Linked DNA regions of Homo sapiens: region 1 is linked to region 2. A link is a loop called in an ENCODE intact Hi-C map of the cell type or tissue named here. Cell type or tissue: CD14-positive monocyte. All regions are shown on one strand. Each heading gives the region's core, and the rest is flanking DNA. Links, peaks and the distances in the headings are about the cores only.

The links. Hi-C counts contacts between places; a loop is a spot of excess contacts. Peaks named below come from ENCODE experiments on the same cell type or tissue, not always from the same donor. Only the 100,000 strongest peaks of a DNase experiment are listed, where the experiment ranks them.
Region 1: it touches region 2 in a loop (2.8-fold over the local background); 66 of 110 quality-filtered maps call a loop at or near these places.

What each region holds. Positions count from the first base shown.
Region 1 is chr19:16,115,066-16,123,665 of GRCh38, forward strand. It overlaps RAB8A (RAB8A, member RAS oncogene family), which reads left to right. Exons shown (of 8, transcript NM_005370.5): 2 at 3,161-3,221; 3 at 6,685-6,745. It overlaps HSH2D-AS1 (HSH2D and RAB8A antisense RNA 1), which reads right to left. Exons shown (of 2, transcript NR_199156.1): 2 at 6,774-8,600. Among named protein-coding and RNA genes, the nearest start is that of RAB8A, 7.5 kb to the left of the region's middle. RefSeq lists enhancers at 2,369-2,618, 3,749-3,838, 3,999-4,058, 4,539-4,588, 5,009-5,058. In CD14-positive monocyte, for the core only: no CTCF peak of the experiment used is centred there; DNase peaks (open chromatin) are centred at 3,706 and 4,646; H3K4me3 peaks cover 2,761 bases; H3K27ac peaks cover 7,618 bases.
Region 2 is chr19:16,058,967-16,068,912 of GRCh38, forward strand. It overlaps LINC01855 (long intergenic non-protein coding RNA 1855), which reads left to right and starts at 6,721. Exons shown (of 3, transcript NR_146442.1): 1 at 6,721-6,789; 2 at 6,902-7,070; 3 at 7,139-7,346. It also overlaps a transcript of TPM4 not described here. RefSeq lists enhancers at 7,873-8,167, 8,933-9,227. In CD14-positive monocyte, for the core only: CTCF peaks have their summits at 3,936, 4,142 and 7,746 (motif pointing right); DNase peaks (open chromatin) are centred at 3,985, 5,115, 6,475 and 7,755; H3K4me3 peaks cover 342 bases; H3K27ac peaks cover 547 bases.

The DNA of each region.
Region 1 (8,600 bases), core at 601-8,600, 56 kb after region 2:
AGGAAGCCCAGGCACACTGGGCTGTCTAGTCCTGAAGCAGTATCACCTTAATGCTTAAAGGTGATTCCATAAATTAGCCATACGTGGTGGCGCTTGCCTGTATTCCCAGCTACTCAGGAGGCTGAGGCAGGAGAATCGCTTGAATCCAGGAGGCAGAGGTTGCAGTGAGCCAAGATTGTGCCAGTGCACTCCAGCCTGGGCAACAGAGCAAAACTCTGTCTCCAAAAAAAAAAAGAAGCAATTCTATATTGGCTGAGTGTACCTCTGGGTTTTCTTTATAGACAAGGATTGAGTGGCTATTCATTTTCTGCCACTCAATCCTTAACATTTTGCCAAAAGTTACATTTCATCAAAGCCTATTCTCAGAAGCCCCATAGATCATTTGTGGTGTGAACTTGGCCCTGTAGCTCCCTGGAATGGGTTCTCACCAGCCTGGCTCGGCGCCACTGCCTCCTCAGGGGCCCATTGATTCCTCCAGTGAAAGGGTTGGCATTTGAGAAAGTGCTTTGTGAACCGCTCAACACCGCGTAGACCCTGTTGCGCTTTAATACTTTGATCCAGCCATATTTTGCCAGTGTCTTCTGTGGGCCAGGCAGCCATTTTGGCAAGAGGGCTGCAGAAAGGACACAGGTGAGTCAAGGTGCGTGCAGGACTGGGGTACCAGCTTCTAGCAAATGTGTATTCAACCCCTGTGTGTTCAGTCACTGGAGGTAATAGCAGTGGATGAGACTTGTCAGTTCCCTGCCCCAGGGAGCTTACGTTTGAGAGGGCGAAAGTCCAGTGCTGGGGCTGGATGGATGGAATTAGCATCCCCACCCTGGGTTCAGAGAGGCCCAGCCAGGCCTGGGCCTCAAGTCTTCCCCAGCAGGCACTTGAACAAACTCCTGGTGGCAAAGGCTGGGTCTGGCTGTTTCTCATCTACATGGGCCATTATGATCTGCAAGCATTATGCCCAGGTCCATGCAGCAGATACATACATGTATGTCAGTTATGTTAATAAATAGGTAAAGGGAGAACTGATGAGGATGGTCAGAAAGGTTCCCCTGAGGAGGGAACTTGAATGGGAACCTGAACAAAGGGATAGCCAGGTAGCTACAGAAGAAAGAACTTTCCAGGGCAGGGAAGAGCAAACATCAAAGCCCCGAGTCAGGAGCATGCTTGGAATGTTGAGGAAATCGCTGTGTGGATGGTGTGGCCAGAGAGAGCAGGTCATGAGCCAGAGTGCTGAGAGGTGACCAGGTTAGGCAGGACCTTGACACACATGAGCAGCTGTTTCCACTTTATTCGAGGGAAGTGGGGCAGGGAAGCCACTGAAAGAGGCTTTAAAAAAAAATAGCTTTATGAGATAGAATTCGCATACAGTTCACCCATTTGCAGTGTACAATTCAGTGGCTTTGGGTACATTCACAGAGTTCCACAACCATCACCACAGGCAATTTGGGAACATTTTTATTATGCCAAAAAGACACCAACCCAAGGCCAGGCACGCACGGTGGCACAGTGGCTCACGCCTGTAATCCCAGTACTTTGGGAGGCTGAGGTGGGCAGATCACGAGGTCAAGAGATCGAGAACAGCCTGGCCAACATGGTGAAACCCTGTCTCTACTAAAAATAGAAAAATTAGCTGGGCATGGTGGCGCGTGCCGGCAGTCCCAGCTACTTGGGAGGCTGTGGCAGGAGAATCACTTGAACCCGGGAGGCAGAGGTTGCAGTGAGCCAAGATTGCACCACTGCACTCCAGGCTAGCCAAGATCGCACCACTGCACTCCAGGCTAGCCAAGATCGCACCACTGCACTCCAGCCTGGTGACAGAGAAACTCCATCTCAAAAAAAAAAAAAAAAAGGATACCAACCCTTCCAGTTTCCCCATGTGCCCCCCCAGCCCCAGACAACTGCTAATCAGCTTTCTGTTTCTATGAATGAGCCTATGCTGGACATGTCTGTTAATGGAATCTCACACTAAGTGACCTTTAGTGTCTGGCTTCTCTCAGCATCCTGTCTTCAAGGTTCATCCACATTGTATAGCATGGATGAGTACTCCGTTCCTTTTTATGACTGGGTCATATTCTGTTGTATGGTTGGACCACATTTTGTTCATCCATTCATCTGTTGGTGGACATACTAGAAAGTTTGGAGCAGAGGGCCGGGTGCGGTGGCTGATGCCTATAATCCCAGCACTTTGGGAGGCTGAGGCAGGCAGATCATTTGAGGTCAGGAGTTTGAGACCAGCCTGGCCAACACGGTGAAACCCCATCTCTACTAAAAACTCAAAAATTGGCCGGGCATTGTGGCAGGCACCTGTGGTCCCAGCTACTCGGGAGGCTGAGGCAGGAGAATCACTTGAACCTGGGAGACAGAGGCTGCAGTGAGCCAAGATTGTGCCACTGCACTCCAGCCTGGGCGACAGAGCGAGACTCCATCTCAAAAAAAAAAAAAGAAAGTAAGTTTGGAGCAGAGGTTAGCTGTGTAACATGGTTAGGGTTATATTTTTGAAGGCTGGGGAGGGGACTGCGGGTGAACAGTGGGAGCCTGGGGAACATCAAGGTGGCTGCGAGGTCACCGTGGGGAAAGGGGATGAAAGCGGGAGGTGAGAGACAAGGAAGATGGGGTCAGGAAGGCTTGTTAGGAGGTGATCTTCAAGGGGGCCTTAAAGGAGGAGAAGTGTGCCTAGCTGACGGGCCAGTGGGACACAGACCACCCGCAGAAAATGAATAGCATGTACAAAAGCTGGGGGCAGGAGAGAACGTGACCATGTGCATTGACGCATGGTGGGGCCTAAGGCCCTGTGTGCCTGGGGGTTGGTCAGCTGCAGGGTGTTGGGGAGCAAGGGACTCAGGCCTGCAGAGGGCTCTGTTGAGACCCACTCCGTACAACTGCCTGGGGTGGGGAGGCGGGTTCAGCTGGCAGCAAGGGACAAGAGCAGGGCTTTGCCACCCGCGCCCCCTGGGTTTGCTCTGCACTGCTCCCATCAGCTCTTGGAGAGGGAAAATATCTCCAAGTGTTTCCAGATCTGGATATTCCGACATCCTGCATGCCCAGCACCAGGCAGGGTCTCCGTAAGCCACAACAGCTGTCACCTGCACAGGTTGGTGGCGCCCAGCTCAGACACAACTTGGGAAATGGGCTGACAGTGACGTGCCTTTTTTCTTTTTTCTTTCAGGAATTGACTTTAAAATTAGGACCATAGAGCTCGATGGCAAGAGAATTAAACTGCAGATATGGTAAGAGTCATTGTTCTCTGTCATTCTCTCCACCTGGCAATGGCTTCAAGCCAGAAGCCCTTGGCCTTCTCCCTCCACCGTCCCTGTGACCTTGGCCTCCATTTCTTGGTGCCCAGTCCTGGCACATGGGGCTTTCTCCAGAAGCTCCTGGAGGTTTATACCCAGCCCAGAGAGCTGTCCTCTGCTGGCTGCAGGGCACCAGGGCCTACAGCATCATAGGCACAAAGCTGCCCAGCCCTGGCTAGCTCAGTGTTCCACAGTGGGCACCATCTGGGTCTGGCCTTCAGAGTGGGCTGCTTCTGTTGAACGGGAAGAGAGCCCTCTCAGTGCCAGGTGCTGGTGACGCCTGCAGGGACTGTGAGATGCCCCAGCCGAGAGTTTCCTTTTGAGCCTCTCAACCCACTCAGAAGCATAAAGGTCCAACTTCACTTCCTCTTTTCTCCCCTGGGGCAGGCCTGGCCTCCCTTCCTAGCGTACAGACCGAAACCCCAAACCGAAATTAAGCGGAGGGCCGGGCCCCATGTTGAGACCTGTTTCCATTCCTGAGAACTAAGGGTGACTTCCCATGCACATACAATTAGGGAAGTGGGGAGACTCCAAGTCGCCATCGCTGGCCTGATTCTAGTTTGCTGAGACTGAGTTCAGGTGGCGGGTATAGTGGGGTCCTGCCCTGCACACATGCCACTCGCACAGAGTCACTGGCCCTGAGCAAAACAAAGAGAAGTCACATTTAAGAGCATGGTGCAATTTCCCTGTCACCCAAACCAGGCAAGTGCCTTTGAGTGGGAGCAGTGTGCCAGGAGATGGGCCACGAAGTCATCCTCCCTCAAGTCTCAAAGTTTGACCGGTCACCCCCACTTGCCAGTTTCAGGGAGCCCCACAGCTACCCTTGACTCCAGGTGCTATTCACCTCTTCTTTTTTTTTCTTCTTTTTTTGAGACGGAGTTTCGCTCTTGTCGCCTAGGCTGGAGTGCAATGGCGCGATCTTGTCTCACCGCAACCTCTGCCCCCCGGGTTCAAGTGATTCTCCTGCCTCAGCCTCCCAAGTAGCTGGTATTACAGGCATGCACCACCACGCCCAACTAATTTTGTATTTTTAGTAGAGACGGGGTTTCTCCATGTTGGTCAGGCTGGTCTCCAACTCCCGACCTCAGGTGACCCACCCACCTCGGCCTCCCAAAGTGCTGGGATTATAGGCGTGAGCCACCACGCCCGGCCCTACTGTTCACCTCTTAATCTGACTTTGGGAGTCGGGTAGGTTTAACTTGCAGTTCATCCTGCAGACATTGGTAGTAAGTCAAGCTCTGGCTGCCTTGTAAGTTCCAAGCCATGGAAGTTTCTCCACTTCCAGCACGTTGGTGCCATGTCACCCTTTGTTCCCAAGTCCAAAGTGACACTGCATCAGCAAGCAGAAGTTTCACTTTCCTCCTGCCTTCCTGCTTCTGCTCTTAGCAATCGTGGTGAGGTTAGTGACTCAAAACTCTTCTAAGGACTGTAGTTGAAAAAAAAATGACTGGTTTTTTTTTTTGTTTCTTTGTTTTTTTGAGACAGAGTTTTGCTCTTGTTGCCCAGGCTGGAGTGCAGTGGCACGATTTTGGCTCACTGCAACCTCCGCCTCCTGGGTTCAGGCAATTCTTCTGCCTCGGCCTCCCAAGTAGCTGGGATTACAGGTGCCTGCCACCACGCTCGGCTAATTTTGTATTTTTAGTAGAGACGGGGTTTCGCCATGTTGGCCAGGTTGGCTTCGAACCCCTGAATTCAGGTGATCCACCCGCCTCGGCCTCCCAAAGTGCTGGAATTACAGGCGTGAGCCACCGCACCTGGCAAAAATGACTGTTTTTAACCACTCATGTCTCCTGCTGCTGGTGTCAGAAAGTCAGCTTAGCTCCAAGCAAGGTGTTTCTGCACAATCCAGACGTATAGAGCCCTCCGGGTCCCAGCAGGGCCGTGGGAGGAACCCTGGGCTTGGAGACAAAAGACCTGAGTCTTGCCCTGGCTCTGTCACCAATCAGTTAGGTCACCTTTAATTTTTTTTTTTTTTTTTTTGACAAAGTCTCACTCTGTCACCCAGGCTGGAGTGCAGTGGCATGATCTCAGCTCACTGCAACCTCCACTTCCTTGGTTCAAGCAATTCTCGTGCTTCAGCTTCCCGAGTAGCTGGGATTACAGGCACCTGCCACCATGCCTGGCTAACTTTTGTATTTTTAGTAGACAGGGTTTCACCATGTTGGTCAGGCTGATCTCAAACTCCTGACCTCAGGTGATCTGCTGGCCTCAGCCTCCCAAAGTGCTGAGATTACGGGAGTGAGCCAACACGCCTGGCTTTTTTTTTTTTTTTTCCTGAGACAGAGTCTTACTCTGTCACCCATGCTGGAATATAGCGGCACGATCTCAGGTCACTGCAACCTCCACCTCCCAGGTTCAAGCGATTGTTGTGTCTCGGCCTCCTAAGTAGCTGGGACTACAGATCCACGCCATCATGCCCGCCTAATTTTTGTATTTTTAGTAGAGATGAGGTTTCATTGTGTTGGTCAGGCCGGTCTCGAACTCCTGGCCTCAGGTGATCCACCCGCCTCGGCCTCTTAAAGTGCTGGGATTACAGATGTAAGCCACTGCACCAGGCCAGTTAGGTTACCTTTTTTTTTTTTGAGACGGAGTCTTGCTCTGTCACCCAGGCTGGAGTACAGTGGTGCAATCTCGGCTCACTGCAGCCTCCACCTCCTGGGTTCCAGCAGTTCTCCTGCCTCAGCCTCCCAGGTAGCTGGGATTACAGGCACGTGCCACCATGCCTGGCTAATTTTTGTATTTTTTGTAGGGACGGGGTTTCACCAAGTTGGCCAGGCTGGTCTCAACCTCCTGACCTCAGGTGGTCCACCTGCCTCGGCCTCCCAAAGTGCTAGGATTACAGATGTGAGCCACTGCGCCCGGCCAGTTAGGTTACCTACCTTTAAACCAAACACTAAGTACCCTTCAAGCCAGGAGCTGGACTGGGCATGGGTATGTCTTACCCAGGCATCACCTCCCGGGCAATAGGCCCTGTGTTCCTTGTCATGCAGATGAGGAGGGACTTTCCCCATCATTCAAACCAAGATGGCAGGCCTGAAAGCTTTTCCTGAGTCCCAGCCACCCTCAACAGCAAGAGCTATGTTCCTGAGCCACATGACTGGCTCTTCTGTGAACCAGAAACTCCAGGGAGAATTCCCTGGAAGCAAAGGTGCAGAAGAGGAGAAGGCGCATGGGTCAGGGATCCCATCATGGCTCTGCCACATCAAATGACCCCTCCAGGCCACAGTGTCCTTCCCTGTAATAATAGGGAGATTAGAAGGTGCTGCCTTAGCAGAAGAAGGTATCACAGTGGCTGAACGGTGAGAAAGCCAGGCATCCCGGGTAGATGCTCCTTGTCTCCTACTGAGGACAGTTATTTTCCTTTAATGTTGCTAATATCCCTTCTCTTCATGTTTAGGGACACAGCCGGTCAGGAACGGTTTCGGACGATCACAACGGCCTACTACAGGGGTGCAATGGTAGGGACTTTTTGTTTGGTTGTTTTTATCTGCTTTTTAAGTCAACATGGGAGCGTCACTGTGCATTGGTTACCGAAGCCTAGATGTTTCTGTGGAGCCCGTGCCCCAACTCCTCAGGGCTCCTTGGTCCCAAGTTAGTCTTAGGAACAGGCTTTGTGCCCCGGCCTACCCCCATGTACATACCTCCCCTTCTGGCTGCAGAGACAATGCAAGGTTTAAATAAAGTGGAAACATAATTCTTTGGGAATGAAGAAAGACACAGGAAGCCGGTTCTTCCAGGTGAGCTCAGTGCAGTTAAAGCCGGCATGCCCCGACTTTTAGGAGCTGTCACATGACCTGCATCTGTCTCTGAAATTTGCTACCAAAAGCTTGAAGATCTTCCAGGAGCTGACCTGCCCTGGGCTGTCGGCCGTTATATCCGTCACCCAGGCCTGAGGCGGGATGACGTGATGGGAAGACTCAGTCATCATCCCTCAAAACATTTCTCAAGCACCTTCTCTGGGCCAGGCCTTAACTAGATGCAGAAGGCGGCCAGGGATGGGACGAGGTCCTGTGTCAGGGGCCCTGTGTGTACATGGCAGGGCATTCAGGGGTAGAGGGAGCAGGAGGTGGAGCCCCTGGACCTGACCTGAGACCCTGGCTTGCCCACTGAGCTCCATCTCCTGACTTGGAAAAGGGAACGGAGCACAGCACTGTGTCTCGGGCTGTGCTGAGGATAAACGGCTGCCTCTCCCCATTCCCAGGTCCCTCTGCTCCCCACTCTTTCCTCCGCATACCCCATCATTTAATTGCTCAGGCAGCTGCCTGTTTCCTCGATGAGGGCAGCGCCACATCCTGGTCCCTGCCATCTGCCTGGCCCCGGGGAACCTGCTGGGTCTGCAGTAGTTGCTCAGGAAAGACTTGTGGAGGGTGGAGATGGAAGGAGGCATTATGTGTTTAGAGCATCCCACACGGCATCCGAAACCTCATGGCAACCCACTCGTGTGGGCTGCAGCCTTAGTGTGCCTCAGTAAAATTAATGTATTTCTTTCCCCCCACCTCACAGTTCTCTGGTGGAGGGTGGGCAGGCGGCCTGAGGGCACTGGGGTCTTGGGGAGCTTCAGCCTCTGGAGAAAACTGTGACCTGGGGCCTGTCCCGATCTTCTCTGGGCCCAAATAGCCACCTTCCACCCTGCCCTGACCACCAAGCCCTCCCCTGCACCAGGCAGTGGGCCCAGGTCTTAGCTCAGATTATCTCATTGCATTTTGGCTGTGAACCTCTTTGTGCAGGCGCCATTGTCATCCCTGTTTTATAACAAAGAACCTGAGGTTTGGCCCGGTGGCCTGCCCCGCTGAAGTTCACTCAGCAGGTAAATGGCTAGGCTGGGCTGGGCTGTTTGTCTCTAGCACCCACATCCTCAACCAGCACCAAGATGATCGTGGCTTTCCATCCTCCTAGACCCAGGCCAACCTGAACAGATGCCACCACTGGCTGCATGTGGCTATTTGAATTTACCCAATTAACATTGAAAATCCAGCCAGGCGCAGTGGCTGATGCCTGTAATCCCAGCACTTTGGGAGGCCGAGGTGGGTAGATCTCTTGAGGTCAGGAGTTGGAGACCAGCCTGGCCACATGGTAAAATTCCATCTCTACTAAAAATACAAAAATTAGCTGGGCGTGGTGGCGGATGCCTGTAATCCCAGCTACTCAGGAGGGTGAGGCAGGAGAATCGCTTAAACCTGGGAGCCGGAGGTTGCGGTGAGCCGAGGTTGCACCACTGCACTCCAGTCTGGGCAGCAGAGCAAGTATCCGTCGCTTAACTACTTAATTAATTAATTAATTTTAAAAAACATTGAAAATCCAGCTCCTTGGGTC
Region 2 (9,946 bases), core at 861-8,860:
TTGTCAACAAGGAGGATGATTTCACTCGCTCCCAGCCCCGGGGACATTTGGCCGTGTCCAGAAACAGTTTTGACTGTGGTGACGGGATGGGATACTACTGGCATGTAACAGGTAGAGGCCAGGAATGTGGCTCAACATCCTCCAATGCATAGGAAAGTCTTGTGCTATAAAGAACAATCCATGAGGCCGGGCGCAGTGGCTCATGCCTGTAATCCCAACACGTTGGGAGGTTGAGGCGGGAGGATTGCTTGAGCCCAGGAATTCAAGACCAGCCTGGGCAACATGGCAAGACCCCGACTCTGCTAAAAACCAAAAAACTTAGCTGGGCATGGTGGTGCATGCCTGTAATCCATGCCTGTAGCTACTCGGGAGGCTGAGGCAGGAGGATTGCTTGAGCCCAGGAGGTCAAGGCTGCAGTGAGCCATGATTGCAGTACTGCACTCCAGCCTGGGTGACAGAGCAAGACCCTGTCTCAAAAAAAAAAAAAAAAAAAAAATTATTCAGGCAGCAAAGAGTTAAGGTATGCCGTCCCACTCTGCACCTACTTTGAAAGGTAGCTACAAACCAGGCGCAGTGGCTCATGCCTGTAATCCCAGCACTTTGGGAGGCCAAGGCAGGTGGATCGTCTAAGGTCAGGAGTTCGAGAACAGCCTGGCCAACATGGTGAGACCCCATCTCTACTAAAAATACAAAAATTAGCCAAACGTGGTGGCGGGCCCCTGTAATCCTGACTACTCAGGAGGCTGAGGCAGGAGAATCACGTGAACTCAGGAGACAGAGGTTGCAATGAGCCGAGATCGTGCCATTGCACTCCAGCCTGGGTGACAAGAGCAAAACTCCATCTCCAAAAAATATTAAAAAATTAAAAATTAAAAATTAAAAAATTAAAAATAAATAAATAAATAAATAAAAAGTAGCTGCATTTAGCTGGGCATGGAGGATCTCACCTGGAATCCCAGCACTTGGGAGGCCAAGGTGGGAGGACAGCTTGAGGGGCCAGGAGTTCAAGACTAGCCTGGGCAACATAGCAAGATCCCACCTCTACCAAAAATGTAAAAATTAATTAAAAAAAAAGAGAAAGAAATAAAAATTAGCCAGGTGTGGTGGCACACACCTGCAGTCCTAGCTACTTGGGAGGCTGAGGCAGGAGGATCACTTGAGCCAGGAGTTGGAGGCTGCAATGAGCTATGATTGCATCACTGAACTCCACCCTGGGCAACAGAGTGAGACCCTGTCTCTTTAAGAAAAAAAGAAAAGAAAAGAAAAGAAAGGTAGCAGTAAAAGTGAGACCTAACCAGGCCAAATCTAGGATCCCAAGAGAAACACCTTGGTGACAGTTGTCATCCCAGAGACACAAGTAGTTGTCAAGAACTGTGAAGAGTCTGGGATCTTATCCTACTTGCAAGTGGACAATTGAACCTGCTACAGTTTTATGGATGTGGGCAGAAGACACGAGACTCCAGTATCAGAGACAAAGGACTTTATTACTCATGGCACAGCAGGCAGCATGAACTTTGTGTTTGCACTAGCCCACATTGGGTTAGTTCCACAGCCAAGGAACTCTGAGCTTAAAGATCTCGATTTTTATAGTTGATTGCAAACAAACCTGGTCTATTTTAATACCAGAGGGAGACATTATCTTTATTATATGGATAGCAAATGAAACTGCCCTCTGCTTCACAGGAAGAAACTCTGTCTTCCAAGGCTGTTTGCTATACAAACATCCTTGAAAAGATAGCTGGAATAAAAGCTGTCTGAGCCCCTGATTTTGGGGTGTACAGAAATGCAAGAGACCCGTGGAGAATTGTTCTCCAATGACACCATTGACACCTAATGGGCAGTGGCTGTCCATGAAGGTAACTCAGGTAGGAGGTTGAATAGGGGAGGCTGCTCAGGTTATAGTTTGTGGGTCAATGTGTAGAATCCGGAGTCAGCCACTCTTGGTTCAACTCCCAACACCACCACTTCTTAGCTGTGCTGGCTTGAGCAAGTTACTTCACCTCTCTGTGCCTCAATTTCTCCTTTTATAAAATGGAAATGACAGCAGCACTTATCTCACGAGGTTATTGTGAAAATTAAGTGAGCTGATGTGTGCAAGGCACGTAGAACAGCATGGACACATTAAAGACATGTCAGTGTTAACTATAATTATTATTAATTATCGTGACGATGCCACCAAGCTTGTGGTCATGCCTGTTTTACGGGATTAATGGCCAAGCTCTCTAACCCACACAGTTCCCTCGGAGTGTGGCTCAGAGACTTTGGGGAGGACTTAGAGCCCTTTTCTCCTTGCCCGCCCCACCAATGGTTTGCCCCTTCCCGGATAATTTTTTTTTTTTTTAAACAGGATCTTGCTCTGTAGCCCAGGCAGGAGTGCAGTGGTGCAATCTCAGCTCATTGCAACCTCTACCTCCCGGGTTCAAGCAATACTTGTCAGCTTCCCAAGTACCTGGGATTACAGGTGTGCATCACCTATGCCCGGCTAATTTTTTTGTATTTTTAGTAGGGACGGGATGTCACCATGTTGGCCAGGCTGGTCTCGAACTTCTAGCCTCAAGGGATCCAACCCCTTGGCCTCTCAAAGTACCAGGATTACAGGTGTGAGCCACTACACCTGGTCTAGAAACTCTTTTTTTATTAAGAGATAGAGTCTCACTCTGTTGCCCAGGCTGGAGTGCAGTGGTACCAGCATGGCTCACTGCAGACTCAAACTCCTGGGCTCAAGTGATCCTCCTGCCTCAGCCTCTGGAGTAGCTGGGACTACAGATGCATGCCACCACACCCAGCTAATTTTTAAATTTTTTGTAGAGATGGGGTATCGCTCTGTTGCTCAGGATGATCTTGAACTCCTGGGCTCAAGCAATTCTCCCACCTTTGCCTCCCAAAGTGCTGCGACTACAGGCGTGAGCCACTGCACCCAGCTTCAGGGTCATTTTTATTGTCATCCTTGTCATCTTATTACTCTATTGTACCCCATGAAATGAAACTCCATAGAGTGCAAGCTGAGAACATTTTTGCTCTTTTCTATTGGAACTCAGTAAACTCACCTGTTGCCTTGGTCTCTTTGCATGTCTCAAACTGCAGGAGACACATTTGGGGGCAGTCCCCATCCTCTCTTCTGTTGTTTGATCTCTGCAGCCTCACCACCCACCACACCACACCACACCACATCCTCACCTCTGCATTCAACGGCAGACACTCTCACCTGCCCTCAGTCCCTTCCTCCTATGACCTTCGCATAGACCCCATCACCACCGTTCAGGCCTCCCTCAATTGCCACTTCCTCAGGGAGGCTTTTTCCTGACTTCCACCCAAGACTAATCAGGTGCCTGCATTTTGCATGCATTAACATTTTTAGGCTGGGCGTGGTGACTCATGCCTGTAATCCCAGCACTCTGGGAGGCCGAGGTGGGCAGACCACCTGAGGTCAGGAGTTCGAGACCAGCCTGGCCAACATGGTGAAACCCTGTCTTTGCAAAAATACAAAAAGTAGCCAGGTGTGGTGGTGCATGCCTGTAATCCCAGCTACTTGGGAGGCTGAGGCACGAGAATTGCTTGAACCTGGGAGGCGGAGGTTGCAGTGAGCCGAGATCGTGCCACTGCACTCCAGCCTGGGAGTGCAGGACAGAGCAAGACTATCTCAAAAAAAAAAAAAAATTTAGCTCACACTCTGGGTGCCTGCCCAGATCCACTGGGTTCCTACTGTTTCTCTCCACACCAAGGGGTACTTCTAGCAGCTTCATCTCTCTGCTAGGGGGAGAGGCGGTCTTCCTCCAGCTGCTGAAGTGAGTGTGACCCATACAAGGGCAGATCAGCACAATCAACAGCCCCTAAGAGCAGCCTTCAATCAACAGCAGCATGGAATTGGTGGATAAATACCCCAGCTCCTTCGCCCCTCAGCTGGGACAACTCCAAAGAGCATGCTCTCTGCTGCCTCCAGAGGCCCTCAGTGGGACTGCACCCTATTTGTCCATGGCAGTAACTGGTTTCATAATGCATGCTTAATGGTTACTTTCTTTTCCCTATTTCACTTCCCATCCTCTACTTGTATCTCCTTGGGTCACTTCCCAAATAAACTATTTGTCCTTGCATTTTTTAAGAGATGGGGTATCTGATGCCCAGGCTGAAGTGCAGTGGTGCAATAATAGCTCACGGCAGGCCAGGCACAGGGGCTCATGCCTGTAATCCCAATAGTTTGGGAGGCCAAGGCAGGAAGATCACTTGAACCCAGGAGTTCAAGACCAGCCTGGGCAACATAGCAAGACGCCACCTCTACAAAAACAAAAAAGTATCCAGGCATAGTGGCACATGCCCGTAGTCCTAGCTACTCAGCGGGCTGAGGTGGGAGGATCAATTGAAGCTGGGGGATCTAGGCTGTAGTGAGCCACGATTGTGCCACTGCACTCCAGCCTGGGCAACAGAGTGAGACCTTGTCTCGAGAAAGAAAGAAAAGAAGGAAAGAAGGAAAGAAAGGAAAGAAGGAAAGAAGGAAAGAAGGAAAGAAAGAAAGAAAGAAGGAAGGAAGGAAGGAAGGAAGGAAGGAAGGAAAGAAAGAAAGAAAGAAAGAAAGAAAGAAAGAAAGAAAGAAAGAAAGAAAGAAAGAAAGAGAAAGAAAGAAAGAAAGAAAGAAAGAAAGAAAGAAAGAAAGAAAGAAAGAAAGAAGGAAGGAAGGAAAGGAAGAAAGGAAGAAAGAAAGAGAAAGAAAGAAAGAAAGAAAGAAAGAAAGAAAGAAAGAAAGAAAGAAAGAAAAGAAAAGAAAGAAAGAAAAAAAGAAGCTCACTGCAGCCTCAAACTCCAGGGCCCAAGTGATTCAACTACCTTATTCTCCTGAGTAGCTGGGACGACAGGCACAGACCACCATGCCCAGCTAGTTTTTGTATCTTTTGTAGAGATGGGGTCTTGCTATGCTGCCCAGGCTGGCCTCAAACTCCTGACCTCAAGTGATCCTTCCACCTCAGCCTCCCAAAGTGCTGGGATTACAGGCGTGAGCCATTTTGCCTGACCTCCTTGAACTTTTGTATCAAAAGACAGTCATTTGCCCTATTGTAATTCATTCCATAATTGCAGTTATTGGTTGTCTTGCCCCACTGGGATGAGTCATGTCCACCACAGTGTTCCAAAAACACGCACATGGTAGTAGATGCTTGATAAATGACTCTGGGTCTCATGACTGGGAGGTGGCTGGGATGCTGATGGGCTGTTCTCTTTCCCCCATCCTGTCCTTAGAAGCCCCCAGTTGGAGAGGTTGTAGTGCAGGAGGGAAGCTCACTCCTGAGCTATAAATGGCAGCCTCCACCTGCCTCATGCTCCAGAATACACAGCCTGAACAGCTGGGGCAGGGCCCCCAGCGTCCGGGAACCCCAAATGACCCTCCCGGCCCTGACCAGGGCTCCTGGGGTGTTCCCTGGAGCTCATGCCCAGAGGGGATGTAAGTCCATTACCAAGGCTGCAGACGACACACTAAAGATGCTGATGGGGTCATGCAGCTAGTCCTAGCGCCATTCCTAGCCTGTGTCTCCCCTCCTCCGCATCAGACTCCACCTCTGGGAGCTCCCTTTGCAAGAAACCGTACCAGGGACAAGGGTCTTCCCTACAAGGCCATGAAGCACGCAGATATCTCCTGCGGGAGGAATCTCTTTCCGAGGTCGGTGGTGTCAGGCCTGGAATTAGCCACACCACCTGCGGCGAGGCTGGTCCCAGGGTCTCTGGGGACACAGCGGGGGACAGCAGGGGTGGAGAGGACATCAGGACTGACCTCTGATGACTCAGCCTGAGATAGTGAAGAGAATGAGAAATGGTGGGCATGGAGGCCTGGTTGTGGCAGAGCGGGGTGGGTGAGGGAGTCTTAGGACTTCTTGCCAGCTCGGTCCTAGAGTCAGCTGGGCCACTCACAAGCTGGGTGACTGTGGGTGAGTCACTCTGGGCCTCAGTTTCCCTATTTGTAACACAGGGAGGGGCTTATAACCGCAGCTCATTCCTGGAGTTCATTGTAAAGGCAAAGGGGCCTACGTTGCAGCTGCCTCACCTGGCTGGATGGCCTCTGACATAGAGGGCCAGCCTCAATTTCCTCCTCTGTAAAAATGGGAATAAAAGGCCAGGCACAGTGGCTCATGCCTGTAAACCCAGCACTTTAGGAGGCAAAGGTGGGTGGATCACATGAGGTCAGGAGTTGGAGTCCAGCCTGACCAACATAGCAAAACCCCGTCTCTGCTAAAAATACAAAAATTTAGCCAGGGGTGGTGGCAGGCACCTGTAGTCCCAGCTACTCGGGAGGCTGAGACAGGAGAATCACTTGAACTTGGGAGGCAGAGGTTGCAGTGAGCCAAGATCATGCCACTGCACTCCAGCTTGGGTGACAGAGCAAGACTCTGTCTCAAAAAAAAAGAGGGGAATAAAAACAGTGCCCCCCCCTCCAGCTTATGGCTCAAAGTGGGATCTGTGAGTCATCTGCTAGGCTTAGTCCATGAACAGCATTTCTTCATTATCCACCCAGGGTCCTTTCATCATGACTGACGTCCCTCGAGATGCAATTATTCTGGTCTGCTTTTGTCACAGGACGAAACTGTCTGTGTAGCATGGGGGAGGGGTGGGATAAGGGAGGAGGATGAAGAACGGAGTTGGGGAGGGGTCTGGGCTTGGCCCCCTTAACTCCGGAACACAGGGAGAAGTCAATGTCTTTAGCGCATGAAAGAAGTTCTAGAATGTTCTATTTGCTACCTTTTCAGCCCCTGCACCAACAGGGGTGAAGTTTTCACCATGACAAAGAGAAGGAAGCTGGCTTAATGAACAGTGAGGCAGCTGGGAGGGGGCAGAGGGAAGCTGGACACTCTTGGCCCGAACCTACAGTCCCCAGTGGCACTGACCACTACCCATCTCTTCCACGATCCTGTTTCCTCTACAGCCTTGGGCAGAAAACAAGGAGGCCTCCCTACCTCCACTTCATCCCACACAGGAGTCTTGATGCTGGGTGGGAGTCCAGGAGTCTGTCTAGGAATCCAGGAAGGCTTCCTAGAGGAGGAGCCATTGCATCTGGGCCTTGAAGGATGAATAGAAGTTTCCTAGGCAGCGAAGTGTGTGTGTGTGTGTGTGTGTGTGTGTGTGTGTGTTTCATTTTAACAAACACTTTCCTATCTTCTAGGGGCCAGGTACTCAGAAGACCACAGACAAGACCCAGCCCCATGGCCTGCCCCAAAGAGTTCACATCTCATAAATGATGCTTGAATAATAACAATAATAGTAACAGCTCCCACATGCTGAGTGTGCGCTGCTAGGACACAGCATGTGACAGGAATTCAGTGCCTGAATGAATGAGCCAATAAATTAAACTTTCTCTTTAAAAAAAAAAATTCTTTTTGTTTTATTCTTTTAGCTCTACTATCTAAGGAAGGAAAAAGCTTTCTGGAGTCAGCAAATCCTGCCCTTGATTGCTGGAGGGGAGAACGGAGGCATAGTAGGGTCAAGGAGATGGACGGCACAAAGGCCTGGGGGTGGGAAAACTGGAGTACAGGGGTCCAGTGTGGAGAGAGTTGGGGGCAGAGTCTTAAGCGGGGAGCTAAGGCACTAAGGCCGTCTCCTGTTCTTTGGGAACTGGGGAGCCACACCTTGATTCCCAGCACAAGAGGGAGGAAAGGAAGACCTGAGATCTAGAGAGGACAGCAGGAGCCTGCCCTGGGCTCCAAGAGTTTCAGAGATGGCCCAGATCAGTTGATTGAGTGGCCTTCTCCCTGTCATGAGCCACAAGCAGTAGAAGCCACAGGGGGGCAGAAGAGATGGAGAGATGGAGAGAGACACAGCGACAGTCACCAGAAGAGAGACAGGGGCATGGCAGAAAGAGGTGGGAGAAATCCAGGAAGGCTCCCTGGGGGTGGTGGCCGGAAATAGGGTGGAGGCCTAATCCCTGATACTAGAGAGGCAGGACCTAGAGGGGAGGAGAAAGCTTGATGCTAGGCAGGAAGTCCAAAAGTCTGTCTAGGAATCCAGGACGGCTTCCTGAAGGAGGGGCCATTGGATCTGGGCCTTGAAAGATAAATAGACGTTTCCTACATTTCCTAGGCAGAGAAAAGTGTGTGTGTGGGCGGTGGGGGAGGGGGGAAACGGGGAATTGCTCATTTTACTTAACAAGTACTTTCCCATTTTTAGGGGACCAGGTACTCAGTGGGCCACAGACAAGACCAAGGCAGAAAAGACAGGCGCCTCCCCACATTGCAGCACCGGGACCCCGAGCCCACCCACAGCCCTCTTCATTCCTCCCAACGATGGATGGGGAAACTGAGGCAGCCCAGAGCAGCCCCCACCCTAGGTCCTGCCCGGGACACGCCCACGCGGGACCTGTGTCACCAGGTTAAAAATGGAAACAGCTAGGACCTTTTTTTTTTCTTCCTTTAAGAAAATCCTAGGTCCAAATAAGGCGAGGGCTGCCGGGAGCACGGTGAGCTGGCCAAGTCCTCCTGAGCAAGCGAGTGGCGGCTGGCCCGGCCGGCCTGGGCTTGGGCCTCCTCCAAGACTCGCCTGGCAGGAGGGCGGAGGCACCCCGGGAGGCTATAAGGCCCTCTCCTCCACCCTGCCAGGCTCACTCTGCCCCACAGCCACAGCCCCTGACTGCCGCAGCCCCCACAGAGCCCGCCGCGCACCCCACGTCCCCCACGCCAGCGCCCAGCCATGGAGGCCATCAAGAAGAAAATGCAGATGCTGAAGTTGGACAAGGAGAATGCCATCGACCGCGCGGAGCAGGCGGAGGCGGATAAGAAAGCCGCTGAGGACAAGTGCAAGCAGGTGAGGTGCCCTCCGCTGGGCCGCTCCGGGCTGCTGGGAGTCCTCTCTGTGCGGAAGGCCGGGGTCTGGAGCCCAGTTGGGGGTCGCAGACACCTGCGGGAGGATAGGAGGCTGATGCTTTGGCGGAGGAAGAGCGAGGGGACCATTGCCTTCCTTGGATGGGGTCCTGGGCTGGAAGAGGGGTGACGATCGGACCCACCCCCAGCAGGGCCAGTGCGAACAAAGTGAGTTTGACAGAGAGAGAGTTGGCGGGGGAGGGAGAGTGAGAACGTTCGTGAGCGAGGTGTCGTTTGCGCTGGGAGGTTGTGTACTAGATAGGGCGGTTGGGGACATGCTGTGTGTGTGTATTTGCGTGTGTTTGAGCGTATGTGTGTGTACGTGTGTGTGTACGTGTGTGCGTGTTTGCCTCTGGTGTGTGTGTGCATGTGTGCGTGTGTGTGTGTGTGTGTGTGTGTTTGAGACAGAGTCTCGCTCTGTGGCCCAGGCTGGAGTGCAGTGGCCCAATCTCGGATCACTGCAACCTCCGCCTCCTGCGTTCAGGCGATTCTCCTGCCTCAGCCTCCGAGTAGCTGGGATTACAGGCACCCACCATCACACCCGGCTAATTTTGTATTTTTAGTAGAGACCGGATTTCGCCATGTTGGCCGGACTGGTCTCAAACTCCTGACCTCAAGTGATCCGCCCGCGTCTGCCTCCCAAAGTGCTGGGATTACAGGCATGAGCCACTGCGCCCGGCCATTTGTGTGTGTTTGAGCAATTCTCTGTGTGTGTGCGTGAGCATTTCTGTGTGTGTCTGTGTGTGTATCTGCATGTTTGAGCATTTGTGTCTGTGTGTACATGTATTGTGTATGTTTGAGCGTGTGTCTGTGTGTATCTATGTGTTTAAGCATTTCTGCACATGTCTGTGTGTGTACACATATTTGTGTGTTTGAGCAATTCTCTGTGCGTGTATCTGTATGTGTTTAAGCATTTCTGCGTGTGTGTGTACACATATTTGTGTGTGTGAGAGCAGTTCTGTGTGTGTGTGAGTGTATCTGTGTGTGTTTGAGCCTTTCTGTGTGTGCACATGTGTTGTATGTGTCTGTTTTACGTGTCTATCTGTACATGCACATATGTTTCAGCTGAAAAGAGTGCGGAGGGGTAAAGGTGACTGTGAGAATGAGTGTGTACTAGG